Regions from separate parts of the Homo sapiens genome. Here region 2 is linked to region 1. A link is a contact called in ENCODE Hi-C data. All regions are on one chromosome and are shown on one strand. Each heading gives the region's core, a stretch centred on a gene start or an enhancer-like site at or near the end of the contact. The rest is flanking DNA. Distances are from core to core; before and after follow the strand shown. Region 1 holds the start of TRO (trophinin). Region 2 holds the start of MAGEH1 (MAGE family member H1).

Region 1 (3,433 bases), core at 934-3,433:
ACCTAGGCATTACCATTCAGGACATAGGCATGGGCAAGGACTTCATGTCTAAAACACCAAAAGCAATGGCAACAAAAGCCAAAATTGACAAGTGGGATCTAATTTAACTCAAGAGCTTCTGCACAGCAAAAGAAACTACCATCAGAGTGAACAGGCAACTTACAGACTGGGAGAAAATTTTTGCAACCTACTCATCAGACAAAGGGCTAACATCCAGAATCTACAATGAACTCAAACAAATTGACAAGAAAAAAACAAACAACCCCATCAAAAAGTAGGTGAAGGACATGAATAGACACTTCTCAAAAGAAGACATTTATGCAGCCAAAAAACACATGAAAAAATGCTCACCATCACTGGCCGTCAGAGAAAGGCAAATCAAAACCACAATGAGATACCATCTCACACCAGTTAGAGTGGCAATCATTAAAAAGTCAGGAAACAACAGGTGCTGGAGAGGATGTGGAGAAATAGGAACACTTTTACACTGTTGGTGGGACTGGAAACTAGTTCAACCATTGTGGAAGTCAGTGTGGTGATTCCTCAGGGATCTAGAACTAGAAATACCATTTGACCCAGGCATCCTATTACTGGGTATACACCCAAAGGACTATAAATCATGCTGCTATAAAGACACACGCACACATATGTTTATTGCGGCATTATTCACAATAGCAGAGACTTGGAACCAACCCGAATGTCCAACAACGATAGACTGGATTAAGAAAATGTGGCACATATACACCATGGAATACTATGCAGCCATAAAAATGATGAGTTCATGTCCTTTGTAGGGTCATGGATGAAATTGGAAATCATCATTCTCAGTAAACTACTGCAAGGACAAAAAACCAAACACCGCATATTCTCACTCATAGGTGGGAATTGAACAATGAGAACACATGGACACAGGAAGGGGAACATCACACTCTGGGGACTGTTGTGGGGTGGGGGGAGGGGGGAGGGATAGCATTAGGAGATATACCTAATGCTAAATGACGAGTTAATGGGTGCAGCACCCCAGCATGGCACATGTATACATATGTAACTAACCTGCACATTGTGCACATGTACCCTAAAACTTAAAGTAGAATAATAATAAAATAAAATAAAAAAGACTTGTTTTTGGCCTAACTTATGATCTATCCTGGAGAATTTTCTATGTGTGCTTGAGAATATTATATATTCTATTGGATAAAATATTCCGTAGGTCCTTTTTGTCTAAAGTGTATTTCAAGTTCAATGTTTCCCTATCGATTTTCTGTCTGGATGATCTGTGAATTGTTGAAGATGGGGTCTTGAAGTCTCCTACCATTATTGTATTGCAGTCTACTTCTCCCTTCAGATCTATTAATATTTGTTTTATATATTTAGGTGCTTCTATGTTGGGTGCATATATTAAATATGTTTATAATTATTCGATATTCACGATGAATTTATCTCATTATCATTATATAATGACCTTTAAGATCTTTTATGGTTTTTGACTTTAAGTCTATTTTATTTGACATATGTGTAGTTATCCTTGCTCTCTTTTGAATGATTGATGGAATAGATAAATGTCATGAATTGTTTTCTGCATGGGGGCACAGTGCACCATGTCACAAGAGACAGTCTAAGTACAAACTGATATTGTTAAAACATCAATATAGTCATTGTGGGATCAATAAAAACTTTTCATAGATTTTTATACATTACTGTTTTTATTCTGAATTGCATAAGATGGACGGGCACCCTATCTTTTAGTGTTTAGAACCTCTAAATGTTTTAATGTGGTAACACTTGAAAAACAGAAATGAATATGACCTAGTCCCCTGCTCCAGAGCAGCTCTAGGGAAGAGAGACATAGACACAAGGTATAACAACACTATGTAAATAGTGTTGGGATAGAGGGTCTGTAGGAAGGGTTGGTGTGGGAGTTCAGAGAACTACATTCCTCCTAGGGGAAACAGGAGAATCAAATAGGAACGGAGATACAGAGTGGGGAATAGAGAAGTCAAATGGAGAATAAGAGGGAGTGATAACTGAATAGGGGTAGTAAGAAGAAAAAGGGAGCTACATTGAGGAGAATGGAAAGTTGAAAGTAGGTATGGAGGGGAGGAGACTGACAGGCAGGAACGGAGACCCCCCTCTGGAGGCGGAAAGAGGCAGGACCACTTCCGGCCAGGGAGGGGGATAGGCTCAGACACAAGGAGAGGCTTGGAGAGAGCAGACGCCTTCTGGATTCAAGAAGACGAGGTGAGCTGAGGTACCTGGCTTTAGTGAAGACCCTGTGGGGGCTTCCTGGCTGCGGCTTCGACGTGCCTGACTCCACACGCCCCTAAGGTTTGAAGAAAACCTGCTGGAGGTTTGGGACCTAACCGCATCAAAGTCGCCTTTAGCGGTGCCTGGACCCAGTTCGCACGGGAGGAAGTAGGAGGCAGAATCCCCTTTGGGCCACAGAAAGTAACGATCTGGACTCGGTTCGGGCCGTGAAAGGGAGGGATGCAGACCTAGTTGGGACCGCAGAAAGGAAGGATCGAGAAATCCTTCAGACGGTAGCAAGAGGGGAGGAGGATACACACAGTTCGGGAGGGAGATAGGAGACGGCAGGACTCCGTTTAGGCTGGAGAAAGGGGGCAGTACCCCGTTTGGGCCACAGAATGGAGGGATCGGGACCCAGAGATAAGAGTGGGCAGCATCCCTTTTGAGCAACGGAAAGGACCAGACTCAGACAGGAGAAAGGAGGGGATATGACCCGGTTGGTTCCGGTTTGAAAGGGAAGAGACAGGACCTGGTAGGGTTTGAGAACAGGAATACACAGAAGGTTCATACAGTTGGATTTGGGGGTGAGGTATTCATGTTGCAGAAAGGGCGGAGCTGCACACTTGCAGACGTGGAAAGAGGGGGGAGTGGTGTTGGTTGGGGAAGGGGTGGTGCAGAGACGTACCGCAGAGCGGAGGGAGGGGGCTTATTAAAGGAAGGGAAGATGAAGAGAAATGCTGCAGAGCGGAGGGAGGGGGGTGTATTGGGAAGGGGCGGTGCGTGGCAGTACCGCAGAGGAGAGATGGGCGGTGTTGGGGTAGGGGCGGTGCGGAGTGGTACTGCAGAGCGGAGGGAGGGGGCTAGTGTTGGGGGAAGGGTTGGATCGAGATGTGATGCAGTTAGAAAGAGTGGGTCGGGGTGGCGCCAAGATGTTCTGTTGCTCTGAGAGCAGGGGGCAGATGTGGGATTGAGCTGGTTAGAAACTGTCCGGTTTACCAAGGCGCATGCGCGCGGAGGGCATTGAAGAATGGTTCTTTTGGGATAGAGGTGGGCCTAAGATGGGGGGTGGGGGCGCCTCTAGTCGGTGCGCATGCGCACTATCGAGTTGCGGAGGGGGCGTGTAAAGGGGTGGGGTCGTAGAACTGACTCTCTCGGAGGCAAAAGGAGCTGGGCCTTGGAAACCAGATGG
Region 2 (3,433 bases), core at 280-2,779, 530 kb after region 1:
GGTCTCGGTGGGCTCTAATTATAAAGAAAATTTCAGCAAGACAGGCATAAAGTATTCATTTGTTTCTTAAGAGTTCAGTTAAGAACACCTATAAAATCTTTTCCATCATGAATTCCTTCAGCACGCATTTATTAAATGCCACACTCACACACCGCTTGGAAAACCTTGAGAGGCAAAATCTGTGCTTACCATGTAATAAATGCTTTTCATTTTTTATCTCATTTAATTCTCACAACCCTATGAGGGCTGTACTTTAGCCCCACTTTATAGATGGGAAAACAGGCTTAGAGAGAAGTGACTTGCTTAAACTAATACCTTGAATGACATAAGAAAGATATAGAGTGCTAGTTATAGGGCTTTCCTCAATGGAGTAAAAATGGACTCATTACCCTTTTGGGCAGATCAAGACAAGCTTCAGGGAGAAACAGGTCTGTGAGCAGTCAAATGGAATTTAGATAGTTGGAGAAGGCTGAGAAGACAGGTCAGGCAGAGCAAACAGTGAGCAAAAGCAAGCAGTGGATAAAGTTCAGAGTATGCTCTGAAAGAAGCAAAATAAATCAGGAGTCCAGGAAGACTGGAGCCTAGAAACCTTGGAGCCAATCTGAACTCCATCATCCCCTCCACATTCCCCACTTCATCCATTCTGTCTGCAAAGCCCTTCAACGGTCACCTTTAAAATGTCTTTCTGCCTCTCCATCCCCATGGCAACAGCCTTAAGGCATACTTTAGTTCCCAGTGCTTCTTATTCCAATTGCTTCCTATGTGGTCTGCCAGGAAACAGTTTGCTTTTCTGAGAGGCTGCACAAATGCAATTCCTCTGATCCTGTCACTGCCCTGCTTTCATACATACATACATACATATATGTGTGGTAGATATATGCACTGTATATAAACATAATGTGGTAGATATATGCACGATATAGGTATGTATGTATGTATGTATAAAAGCAGGGCAGTATATATATCGTGCATATATCTACCACATTTTAAAGGCTCTGCACCTCTTTCACCCTGCTTGTTTCTGCAGTCCCATCTCCTCACATCATCCAGCACATCTGCCATAACAATATTATCCGGGTCCTACATGGGACCACAAATTGATTAGTATACACACAAATGCCTTCTGAAAACAGGGCGAGTGAATGAACGCGCTGTGTAAGCCAAGACAGGAAAGGAAGGCTGGAGACAGCTGACTCCTTCCAAGAATACACCCTCCCGCCACCCCTGGCCTCCCAACCCCCAACACACACACAGCCCGTCGTCAGTGGGAATGGAGCCGACGCACTCCTTCCCTAGACCGTCGAGCCAATCTTGGAATGTTTGTAGTAGGCTGAAAATACAGAAACTTTAAGCTATTTTTTTCTCTTCTGCAAACTCCAGGCCCCTCCAATCTCTAGCTGTCATTTCTGCCCTTGTCCCACCCCTGTCGCTGCCTGCCCCTTTTCCTATCTGCTAGCGGAAGTCCCTGTGGAGGACCAGCCTACTTCCTCTTTGGTGCTAGGAGTGTGCGTGGCAGGAGAGGCGGGGCCAATTTTGCTGAGCTTTCTCGCGGGCTTGCAGCTGCGGCAAGTGCTGGCGGCGGCTGCTCGCGCAAGTCAGCTGGCGTGGGAACTACCCTTTGTAGCTGAGAACGGCTTGTTTATTGCTACAAAGACTCTATTGACATTGGTAGCTTCAGCGGCAGCAGCTTCTTACGGTATAAAGCTGTTGCTTCCTGAAGAGGCTACAAGCATCCTTCCCTAGGACTGCTGTAAGCTTTGAGCCTCTAGCAGGAGACATGCCTCGGGGACGAAAGAGTCGGCGCCGCCGTAATGCGAGAGCCGCAGAAGAGAACCGCAACAATCGCAAAATCCAGGCCTCAGAGGCCTCCGAGACCCCTATGGCCGCCTCTGTGGTAGCGAGCACCCCCGAAGACGACCTGAGCGGCCCCGAGGAAGACCCGAGCACTCCAGAGGAGGCCTCTACCACCCCTGAAGAAGCCTCGAGCACTGCCCAAGCACAAAAGCCTTCAGTGCCCCGGAGCAATTTTCAGGGCACCAAGAAAAGTCTCCTGATGTCTATATTAGCGCTCATCTTCATCATGGGCAACAGCGCCAAGGAAGCTCTGGTCTGGAAAGTGCTGGGGAAGTTAGGAATGCAGCCTGGACGTCAGCACAGCATCTTTGGAGATCCGAAGAAGATCGTCACAGAAGAGTTTGTGCGCAGAGGGTACCTGATTTATAAACCGGTGCCCCGTAGCAGTCCGGTGGAGTATGAGTTCTTCTGGGGGCCCCGAGCACACGTGGAATCGAGCAAACTGAAAGTCATGCATTTTGTGGCAAGGGTTCGTAACCGATGCTCTAAAGACTGGCCTTGTAATTATGACTGGGATTCGGACGATGATGCAGAGGTTGAGGCTATCCTCAATTCAGGTGCTAGGGGTTATTCCGCCCCTTAAGTAGATCTGAGGCAGACCCTTGGGGGTGTAAAAGAGAGTCACAGGTACCCCAAGGAGTAGATGCCAGGGTCCTAAGTTGAAAATGATGTCGATTGGGGGCGGGGGACACTGTATTTGATATTTGTGATCAGTGATCATTGTTCAACTGCGAAATAGAGTGTTTGCTTTTGATAATGGAAAATTGTATTCGTTTTAAAATTCCGTTTGTTGAGAATAACAATATGTTTAAAAATATAATTGAACAAATTTTTTTCTTTGTTTCCTGTCATTGACATTTAGTATAACAGTTTTGCTAACGTTCTAAAATGAAGTCGTTCCATCATAATCTATGATCTTGTACAGCACTTATAGAAATAAGCTGTTCTTTTGAAGTTGAAATACCCAGTAAAATGTTGAAGAAGGATGGAGGATTTCTTCATATCTGACGTTTCTGAAACCCTTTGTGTCTGCTGTTGTGTGAAGATTGACATTTACCATGATTTTCCTTAGTTACTGCAGAACATAGAGAAAAATAAAAGCCTAACGAATAGTACATCTTGCGCATTTTCTGACCACCTGTTATGTGAGGCACCAGTCTAGATTCTAGGGATACTCCCTAGTACACATCCTCCAGGTCCAAAGAATGTTCTAGATTATGTGGGAAAGAAAAATAGGTAAACTGGCAGTGCAGTAAATGCTGGGATAGAGAACGAGCCTGAAGTGCCATGAAAATGTAAAAAACCTTATGTGACCTGTCTTGGGGAGTGGGCCGGGGAAGGGAGCACCATAGGATGTGTGAAAATTCAAGAGACACTTAAATAAGTTTGGGGGGGACTGAAATATACGATCAGAATATATGATGAAAATATTATGTATTAGATATTTGATTGGATACTCCACCCAGCATAGGGGAGGGAGCACTGGCAAAAAGAAGAGGACATCACAGGGTGCCTGCCACGGAAGTAGAAAATACACAAAAATCATCTTGAGAGGAGGAGGGCAGAGAGAAGGGGTGGT

Evidence for each region. Hi-C counts contacts between places; a loop is a spot of excess contacts on that map. Pooled maps may share reads with other maps.
Region 2: a loop to region 1 is called in a pooled map, with 4 times the contacts of the local background. The contact joins the promoter of MAGEH1 here to the promoter of TRO in region 1. A Hi-C loop is called at or near these places in 4 of 50 pooled maps.

Annotation. Positions count from the first base shown.
Region 1 is chrX:54,918,641-54,922,073 of GRCh38, forward strand. It overlaps TRO (trophinin), which reads left to right and starts at 2,184. Exons shown (of 13, transcript NM_001039705.3): 1 at 2,184-2,238.
Region 2 is chrX:55,450,598-55,454,030 of GRCh38, forward strand. MAGEH1 (MAGE family member H1) reads left to right here and starts at 1,530. Exons shown (of 1, transcript NM_014061.5): 1 at 1,530-2,969. The coding sequence starts at 1,778. The coding sequence ends at 2,437. MIR4536-2 (microRNA 4536-2) reads left to right here and starts at 898; the gene lies at 898-985. It overlaps MIR4536-1 (microRNA 4536-1), which reads right to left and starts at 985; the gene lies at 898-985. RefSeq lists enhancers at 1,743-1,792, 1,943-1,992.